Linked DNA regions of Homo sapiens: region 1 is linked to region 2. A link is an interaction called in ENCODE POLR2A ChIA-PET data of the cell type or tissue named here. Cell type or tissue: A673. All regions are shown on one strand. Links, peaks and the distances in the headings refer to the core of each region. The heading gives the core; the rest is flanking DNA.

The links. ChIA-PET counts read pairs that join two places held together with the same protein. Peaks named below come from ENCODE experiments on the same cell type or tissue, not always from the same donor. Only the 100,000 strongest peaks of a DNase experiment are listed, where the experiment ranks them.
Region 1: POLR2A ChIA-PET joins it to region 2 with 7 read pairs; 1 of 35 experiments calls an interaction of 5 or more read pairs at or near these places.

The regions. Positions count from the first base shown.
Region 1 is chr4:87,312,211-87,318,585 of GRCh38, reverse strand. HSD17B13 (hydroxysteroid 17-beta dehydrogenase 13) reads left to right here. Exons shown (of 7, transcript NM_178135.5): 2 at 150-257; 3 at 1,363-1,494; 4 at 2,987-3,093; 5 at 4,626-4,763. Among named protein-coding and RNA genes, the nearest start is that of HSD17B13, 7.5 kb to the left of the region's middle. RefSeq lists an enhancer at 715-1,009. In A673, for the core only: no CTCF peak of the experiment used is centred there; no DNase peak of the experiment used is centred there; H3K27ac peaks cover 323 bases.
Region 2 is chr4:86,966,571-86,970,570 of GRCh38, reverse strand. The region is part of intron 2 of AFF1 (ALF transcription elongation factor 1); the gene reads right to left. Among named protein-coding and RNA genes, the nearest start is that of AFF1, 34 kb to the right of the region's middle. In A673, for the core only: no CTCF peak of the experiment used is centred there; DNase peaks (open chromatin) are centred at 1,780 and 2,630; H3K27ac peaks cover 4,000 bases.

The sequences.
Region 1 (6,375 bases), core at 1,402-5,401, 350 kb before region 2:
CCTCGTGATCCGCCCTCCTCGGCCAACCAAAGTGCTGGGATTACAGGCGTGAGCCACCGCGCCTAGCCGAATGTTAATTGTCTAAAAATTTTTCTTCTCCAATGTCTTCTCCTCCACTTTTTTCGGAATTTGTTTCTTCCTAATTACAGCGCGGTGTGGAGGAAACTGCAGCTGAGTGCCGAAAACTAGGCGTCACTGCGCATGCGTATGTGGTAGACTGCAGCAACAGAGAAGAGATCTATCGCTCTCTAAATCAGGTGAGACTGCAGGTTCACAAATTTCTTCAGATTATTTTGTTTCCTAGGACGCTGACGTGGAAAATGAGAAAGGTCTTTATGACTGCCTGATTTAAATTGGATTTTAGCTGCTAACTGAAGTAGTTATGTCACCAAGGAAGGATATATACTTTTTTTCTTGTATGTAATCCACTCAGCTCTGCCCATTATTATTGTTCATATTATTAATCAATTTCATTCTGATCAGAAGTGTGAGCAGTGGCACAGAGTGACTGACAAAAGATTTATCATCAGGGAATATGGATCACTTCCTAGTTTTGTTTTAGTCCTATTAACTTTGCAGTAATTCCAGCTTCTCTTTAATTATTTCCCTTGTGAGATTTTATTTTGGTGTTAATGTAGTCTTCTGTAGAAAATGTAATATTAATAATTATTATCACAATTATTTTAAAAGAGTAAATACCAAATAATCACAATGAACTAAGCACTCTAACAAACTTTACATTTTTTAATTCAATCCCTACAATAACTCTGTAAACTTCATTTTACAGATAAGCAAATTATGACTCAGAGAGGTTAAGCCAGACCCAGGTCATGTAGTTATTAGGTTATGAAACCAGGATTTCTCAACCAGCACTTTAGACCAGGTGCGGTGGTTCACACATGTAATCCCAGCACTTTGTGAGGCCAAGGTGGAAGGATCACATGAGACCAAGAGTTCAAGACCAGCCCAGGCAACATAGTGAGACCCTATCTCTAAAAAAAAAAAAAAAAAAAAAAAAAAAAGTTTAAAGAAAAACACATTTTTAAAAAATGAACACTTTAAAAATATTTGGTCAGAATTTATATAGGAATTTATCAACATAAATGTTAATTTCACTTTACTGATAAACTTGCAAAACATGATGTGCTGGGTACTGAAATTTAGATGTTAAAAGAACAGTTTATCCCACCTTTATGACAGTGTTCCCTTGGCCTCCACGATTTGAGCTCAACAGTCTGTCTTGCCTGAACTCTGAGAGACCTCATACAATAGAAGAAAGACTCTCATCTTTGGATTATATTGGTCCCAAAACTTTGAGTTTGAATAATACACCCAGTGAAAGTGTTCTTTCAATTTCAAAAGGTGAAGAAAGAAGTGGGTGATGTAACAATCGTGGTGAATAATGCTGGGACAGTATATCCAGCCGATCTTCTCAGCACCAAGGATGAAGAGATTACCAAGACATTTGAGGTCAACATCCTAGGACATTTTTGGGTGAGTGTGAGTCAGAAACATTTCTGATTTGTGCACCTTCTCTTAAGATACATGAAACTTATAACGGAGTTCACATACTTCTGGACAGGAAACTGGCCAGATCTTTGCCTTAATCAAGAATCATTAAATTTGTTTGAGTAGAAGAGCCACAGAGTCTCTGACACAAGGACACAGAATTCAAGTGGACACAACACACCAGAATGTAAGCTACTTGGTCTGTCTTGTCCACCAGTATCTGACACAAAGCTTGGCATGTACCAGGAGCTCAACAAATGTTTGTGGAGGTTTGTTAAGGGTTGTCAGTGTACATCTTTTCAATGCTGTCACTTGTGACTTCATTTTTTTCCCTCCACACCATGATTTTGTAATGTGTCCTCATTTTGTGGAATTTTAGAATGGAAAGGACATCAGAAGTAATTACTTGGATGTATATAGGATCGAGGACACTTTTGGACGAGACTCTGAGGCAAGTGTTCTAGATCCATGGGGTGCTGGAACTGAGAAATGCAGCTATACAGACCTCATATAATTGGTTAGTTTTGTGGGAGATGGAAATATCAACTTCAACTGCCTTTGTATAGAAATTTTTATGATTAATCTTCCAGTGCCTCAATATTAGTGTAGAATCTAGGGCAGATCTGGATTCTAGAAGAAAGAAGAAAAAAAAGAGATGTGTCCCCCTTACCTTTACCAGCTCTTCACATATGTGAATTGGCTCCCATGCCCACCAAACTACACGGAGACCTCATACATTAGCTACCTATAGCTGCATAACAAATTATACAAAACTTAGTGGTTTAAAGCAACAATGTATGTTCACTATCCTCTCACAGTTTCTATGGGTTGGGAATTTGGAGGTAGCTTGGGTTGGGAGTTCTAGTTCTATGAATTTGCATAGGATTTATTAAATTCTTATAAAATTTTATTGATGTTTCTCACAAAAGAGGTTTTTGGAAAAAAAGAAAGACTTGTTTTCTGTAACATCAACATATAATATACAATATTACAAATAGGGAGATAGTGAATTCAATCATGATTCATTAGTGTGGTGTAGAACTCTCAGCTTACACTACTCAACTGTCTTAATACAGTTACACAAGATTTCACTCTTTTAATTAGAATGATAAAGCCCCAAACCAAAAAATTATATGACACCAAATTATCATAAGGAATAATTTTAGTTCTGAAAACTCTGAATTTTTCCCTTAATATTGTTTAGATGACATATCCAAAAAAGGATCTATTTGATTCCTTCTGAAGGGAAGGAGGGGGAGTACTGAGATTAGTGTTGGCATGGGGCTTACCATACCAATAAATTTGTATCTTTATTTCTATCATTTGTAAAGAATTAATCATGGAATGCTTGGAAGTATTTTATTTCATTGTATAAGTTCTCTCAAATGCCTTTCTGTCTTAACAAAAATAAAACTACCTGATTTGGAAACCTAACGTCTATGTCATTGTCTTTCTTCTTTCTGCAATGATCCTTAAGATCACAAAAGCACTTCTTCCATCGATGATGGAGAGAAATCATGGCCACATCGTCACAGTGGCTTCAGTGTGCGGCCACGAAGGGATTCCTTACCTCATCCCATATTGGTAAGTATCACATGCCAGCCATGTTATATATTTTTATACTTTGAAGGGAGCATTACACTTCAAATTGTTACCACTGGAGAGTCCTGGTTCTTGGCATCTTGAACAAAGAATTGGACAAAACTCACCAACAAAGCCAGGAAAGAATGAAGCAACAAAAGCAGAGATTTATTGAAAATGAAAGTACGCTTTACAGGGTGGGAGTGGGCCCAAGCACAGGGGCTCAAGAGCCAATTACAGAATTTTCTGGGGTTTAAATACCCCCTAGAGGTTTCCACTGGTTACTTGGTGTACGCCCTATGTAAATGAAGAGGATGAATTAAAGTTACAGAGTCGTTTACTCAGTGTACACCATATGTAAATGGAGAGGATATTTCCTGTCATAGCTGGAGTGTTTCCATTTGATTTAGTTCTAGGAAGTCAGCATGAATCGGCCTTATGTTCCCTGCCTCCAGACCCTGTTCTCCTGCCTCAAGATTACAATGCTGAGAGCAGAGTGATTTGGATTTACAGAATTTAAATTTATAGTAGTTTAGAATGATTTTTTAAATGACTTTTTCTAAAACAATGAAACCAGGTTGTAATTATATTTAAGATATTTTTAGATTTCTGCAAACTCCTCTGTAGAACAATGAGAGAAAACAGTAATGCCAAGCATGTTTCCATTGTTTCCTGGAATAAGAAACAGAAACCCCACAGACTGAGAAGCAAAACCTACAGAAGCTAAAATGAACACATGTCTATGTCATGGCCTTGGTGCCCAAGATAAGACAATCAGAGTGGTCCCTGGATCAAAACATTTTACAGTGTGCTTGTGCCATGAAAGTGTGTGTGTGTGTGTGTGTGTGTGTGTGAGAGAGAGAGAGAGAGAGAAAACGACTCTACCTGACTAAAAGTTGCAGATACCACACTCCATGCACCACCAAAGACATAAAGGGAAGGAGGTGAGAGGCGTTAAGGATGTACTGCTGTATTTGCCAAATATCCTTTCCTGTAAACTCTTCTCCAGATCCTCATAATAAAATTAAGAGGCCAAAGTGGCAACCATTGTCAAGAGAAAAACTATCAACCATTGTCAAGAGAATAACTCAGTTATTGAGAGAGAGAGGAGAAATGAGCAGAGTCCTACAGAAGTCTGTCAACACAGATACCAGTTTTGTAGAATTTCTAAATGTATTTTTCCTGATTCATATTTTTCAAAATAAAAGCAGCAATAAAAACTGATTAGAAAACAGTTTGAAGATTCAATGGAAAAACCTTACATGTAGGATGGAAAACTGAACATTAAGCCAATCAATAGAGTTATTTTTGTTCTTTTGTTATCATTGTTGTTTAAGAAATGAGATACGTTCACAATTCTGCTTAATCATGTAAGAAAATGAAAATGAATTGCCATTTATACTCTCAGAAAAATCACAAGTGGCTGATTTTTGGCTTCCACTTGTTCTTAAGCCAAATGATACCGCCTTCTCACAGAAAGCTGAGGATTGGTTTCACTCTCCCTTAGCTAACAATGCTTAATAATTCTCTTACAGTTCCAGCAAATTTGCCGCTGTTGGCTTTCACAGAGGTCTGACATCAGAACTTCAGGCCTTGGGAAAAACTGGTATCAAAACCTCATGTCTCTGCCCAGTTTTTGTGAATACTGGGTTCACCAAAAATCCAAGCACAAGGTAAGGTCAAAATCAAGTTAGAATGGGTATGTGGTATGATAAATTGATATGAAAACTAATGAGAAATGTTTAGGCAGGCCAACTAATAGAAGAAAATGAAGAAGGAAAAATAATTTTTCTTATTATTATTATTATCTTGAAATTAAAGGAATAAAGGGGGAAAACACATTAGGGACTAGCAGGAATGATCAGCCACCGATGAACTGGGATATTTATTTGTGTCCGGGAGAAAGCACATACATTTGATCACCGTTACCACCCTGTCTTTAAAATGCAAATGTTCCAAGGACCAGCAAATAAATTGAGTATCTAGCTCCTTAGTCAAGGTGAATTTCTGCAAGAACTCTTGTCTCTGGTGAGACAGGATTTGAGACCACAAGAGAAGAAAAATTAGTCCTGAAAGGAGAAGAAAAAAGCAGGAAGGTGTGGATAAGAACCCGAAAATTAAGCCATCTGCTTAACAAATTTTTCTAATCCTAGTATATATTCTGCTGCAGGTTAACAAAATATACTAAGCTTAATGATTCGAAACCAATTTTTTACTGGAAGGGAATTAATCCTAAATATATTCATTCAAAAGAACTAAACAATTCTCTGTTGAGTGCCGCCTCATTTGAGGATACTGACTCTTACAGCCTGAGTTAGCTATGTGGTCTCTGCAGCTGGAATCACTCCCTGCCACTGGAGTCCTTCATGGTGTTAGACCATAGGTACTGTTGACTAAAGAAAAAAAAAAGTTTTTGTTTTTATTTTTGTTTTTTTTGAGACAGAGTCTCACTCTGTCACCCAGGCTGGAGTACAGTGGCGCGATCTCAGCTCACCGCAACCTCCGCCTTTCTGGGTTCAAGCAATTCTCCTTCCTCAGCCTCCTGAGTATTTGGATTACAGGCGCCCACCACCACGCCTGGCTAATTTTTGTATTTTTAGTAGAGACGGGGTTTCACCATGTTGGCCAGGCTGGTCTCAAACTCCTGACCTCAGGTGTCCTACCTGCCTTGGCCTCCTAAAATGCTGGGATTACAGGAGTGAGCCACCATGCCCGGCCAAAAAAATAAGTTTTTAAAGAATTAAAGGTCATCCTGGCTAACACAGTGAAACCCCGTCTCTACTAAAAAACACAAAAAAATTAGCCGGGCGTGGTGGCGGGCGCCTGTAGTCCCAGCTGCGCGGGAGGCTGAGGCAGGAGAATGGCGTGAACCCGGGAGGCGGAGCTTGCAGTGAGCCGAGATCGCGCCACTGCACTCCAGCCTGGGCGACAGAGCGAGACTCCGTCTCAAAAAAAAAAAAAAAAAAAAAAAAAAAAAGAATTAAAGGTGTTAATTTTATTTAGAAGCCTTACTGAAGACTACAGTCGGAGGCCTATAGCCTGAGAGCAGCCCTTTAGAGAGGTTCAGTTGAACTGTTCTGATAGTGGGGGCCATGTGCTCTATCCTGTATTGTCTTCAAAGCATCTTTCCAGAGAGCTGCACATTGTCACAGAGTCAGGGACTTTGTGAAATTATGCTGACAACCAGAAGTGAGTAAACGTGGCTTCTTACATTTGCTACGTTGTCTCACAGTACTTAATAAGTATGCAATATGTAAGTAAATACTATAGTACTATTGCAACTCC
Region 2 (4,000 bases), core at 1-4,000:
TCCAGGAAAGCAGGATCTCCTTTGTCTTGTTTTGCTACTGCATCCTCCCTACATAGAACAATACCTAGAATGCAACAAGCGCTCCAAATATTTTTAACTAAAAATAAAAATATGTACCCTTAAGTAAAGGAGCAACATTTTTATCTTCTTAAGGAGGTAGCAGGATGGGGACTCATTCCTTCATTTTTTCAAATAACATTCTAGGAAGTGTTTCCACTTTAGTATCTTTGTTGTTGTTGTTGTAGAGACGAGGTCTTGCCTTGCCATGTTACCCACGCTGGTCTGGAACTCTTCACCTCAAGCAATCCTGCTGCCTTGGCTTCCCAAAGTGCTGGGATTACAAGTGTGAGCCACTATGCCTGGCCCACTTTAATATCTTAAACTATAAAATTGATATATGCACATTATGGGAAAAGAACAAACAACAAATATTACCCTTCCACGTATAATTTTTTAAAAGTTATAACATTAAAAAAACTAAATAATTATATTCCCCCAAAAGATTCATGTTGCTGGAGTTGGTGCACCCCCTTTCAGACCTGTTCTATGAATGTGTTTATCTAGGTAGATATAGCTCTAGCTTCCTACCCACAAAAATAAGATATCTTTGATTCTGTTCTGTAATTTGTATACTATATCATGCAATCTTGATGCACATATAAACTATCTTACCTTTTTTTTTTTTTTTTTTGAGACGGAGTCTCGCTCTTCCGCCCAGGCCAGAGTGCAGTGGTGCTATCTCGGCTCACTGCAAGCTCCGCCTCCCGGGTTCACGCCATTCTTCCGCCTCAGCCTCCCGAGTAGCTGGGACTATAGGCACCCGCCCCGGCGCCCAGCTCATTTTTTGTATTGTTAGTAGAGACGGGGTTTCACCGTGTTAGCCAGGATGGTCTCGATCTCCCGACCTCGTGATCCGCCTGCCTCGGCCTCCCTAAGTGCTGGGATTACAGGCGTGAGCCACCACGCCGGGCCTATCTTACCCTTTTTTTTTTTAACAACTATTTCATTTCTATTTTGTAGGTACATCATAACATAGAATCTAATCCCCTATTGATAAACCGATTCAACTGTTTTTTGTTTTGTTCTGTTTTTGAGATGGAAGCTCGCTCTGTTGCCCAGGCTGGAGTGCAGTGGCACAATCTCAGCTCACTGCAACCTCTGCCTCCTGGGTTCAAGCAATTCTCCTGCCTCAGCCTCCTGAGTAGCTGGGACTACAGGCACGTGCCACCACGCCAAGCTAATTTTTTGTGTTTTTAGTAGAGACAAGGTTTCACCATGTTAGCCAGGATGGGTCTTGATCTCCTGACCTCATGATCCGCCTGCCTCAGCCTCCCAAAGTGCTGGGATTACAGGCGTGAGCCACCACGCCTGGACTCAACTGTCTTTCATTTGAAAAGAAAAAAAGTCTCAAGCCAAATGCACCCTCTGGTCAAGACAGGATGTCACCTACACATCCTGAACTGAGCAGAAGCTGATGCAGATTCCTGAAGGAACAAGGAGGCGCTCCGTGGAGAGGCTACCACGTGAGACCTAAGACCAATGAACACAATCTTCTGCTCCTACAAAATGGCCCCTTCTCTCTCCTTTTTTCTTCACAATCCAGCAAGCAATTACAAAACTAGAGATGACTCTGGGGCCCACTGTGCCATCTCACTCTGTCATCTTCTGCTCCTTTTTTCCCTTATGAAAGATGAATTATCCCAACCCAGCACCAACCCCCCACATGGGCTGAGAAAAGTGACACCTGTTGATTCTCCTTCACCCATGTGTTATGCAAAAGATATCCAAGAAGGGTCCCCCTGAGACCCTCCAATGGCAGACTTTATTTCCTGAGCTGCCTTCGTGATTTATATAGCAGTTTCTCCCCCTCTTCCGTCCCCAGCAGTGATCCCAGAACAGGATGTTGCTCATAAATCTTTTCCCTCAGCTTACCTACCACCCACTGACCAGCTTATTTTTACAAGAGTTGCTATTTCCCATACTCCTTCAGTGTAAGACCCCTATGTAAGGTCACAGGAGTTTTGTTCTTGAGGTCCTTGCCCAGCATAAAAATAGGGCACAGTCGAAATATCATACTTCTGCCATTGTGAATACTGAAAACTGTACGAACGTCTATGAAGGAACGTCAATGTTATTTTCAAAACTACATCCTAAATCCAGGGAGACAAAAAGCAGGCAAATCACTAAGAAGACATAACCATTTCTTGGTGGCAGAGGCCAATAATCATTCTTCTATAAATTATTTAATGTATTAATTGATTGAATTTCTACTGTGTCTGCTAGCTCATAATCAGCTGTCCAATGACAGAATCTTGTAAGGAAGATAAAAACAAAAACAATTTAAATGCCATAATAAAAGGTTGTATCTTTGAGAAATGGGAGACCATTACTGCCTGAGGGTAAGAGAGGAGGTTTCACGGAAGAGGTGACTGAATCCACAGTTTAACAGCATTTGATGTTCTGAACCTCTTCTCCCCACCTGCTCTTCCCTTGGCCAAGAGAGCACTCTCCTGGGTTTTGTCAGCTTCTTTATCAGCTCCATCTCAACCTCCTTACTAAGCCTTCTCTGCTACTTAGTTCCCACTAAGTTGCTACGTAGTTCAAGTTCCTGAGCACTCTCATCTGTTGGGAAATCTCATGCACAACTGTGATTCATTTTCTACTGAATAAATTGTGTCTTAAGCCCAGACCTTCCCCAATGAACTCTAGACTTAGAGAACCAATTGCCCACTTAACATCTCCACTTGCCAGGATTTTCACAGGCATTTCAAACCTGGACTACTCAAAAAGGAACTTGTACCACTCTCAGTCTTTCCCATCTTTCAGCATCTCCCAGTGACAAAACCAATGATTAAGAATTGTTCTTGAGTCTTCTGTTTCATGCATCCAACCTACCTATCTTTTCTCATTGTTTACAAAAAAAAAAAAATCATCCAGAGCCCACTGGATTCTCTTCAGCTCTCCCATGCACTACTTACTTCATATCCCCACAATGGGTTGCTTTGCTTCTGCTCCTGCCCATGTCCCACTAAACTCCATTCTCCATTTGACAAGCGACCTTTTAAAATCATATTAAACCACTAACATATTTAAAATAGTTTGATGGCTTCCCATTACCCTAAATACATGGTCAAATTTCTTAGCATGGCTCACCAGATCACTTCCTGACCTGGTGCTCTCTGCTCCAGCTACAGTGAACTTCATTCAGTTCCTCAAAAGGGCCCTACGGTTTACTTCTGTTTTGTTTTTTCTTTTCGCCCAAGTCTTCACAAGTATGGTTCCTTTATCTGGAACACACATCTCTCTTTTATCCACTCCTCCACCCAATTTTTTCAACTCTAAACATACATCAGTGTTCTGCCTAACTGCCTCTTCCAAGAAGTCTTCTCTGATTAGTCCTCAAATCTATGCTGAGGTACTACTCCTACATGTTCCTGTAAAACCCTGTATTTCCCTGATAGCACTGACAGACAAAGGGATGGACTGATGAAGCAGGGATGGGAGGAAGGAATAGTATATGCCAAGGCACAGTACTTGAATGACAAAAGCCTGTATATGGAATTGAGAGATCTTCTATAAAGCAAGGCACCAAGGTTGGTAGAAGGACAGTAGTGATGGGAGATGAGACTTGAAAAACAAGCTGAGGCCCAGGGGATAAAGGGCTTGAACACCACACTAAGGGAATCAAACTCTAAAGTGTAGGAGATATGGTGCCCTGGAAGTTTTTAACTAGAGAAGCAAAAGGAATGTATGGGAAACTTCCCCATATAAGGAAGTCTCTCCTAATTATTATGGAACAGAAGAGGAGGAATGATTAAATTAGAATGGGGGATAATGGCTTACCTCTGGAGAAGTAGAGGAAGATGCCCACACGCTACAATCAACAAATCCTAAAGGCTCAACCAGCAGACTGAGCCAAGTAACTCTTAAGGAGTCAAAAATGCCCATTAGCCTAGTAATACTATGATTTTTTTTTTTTTCCTGTGAGCCATCTTGGAGC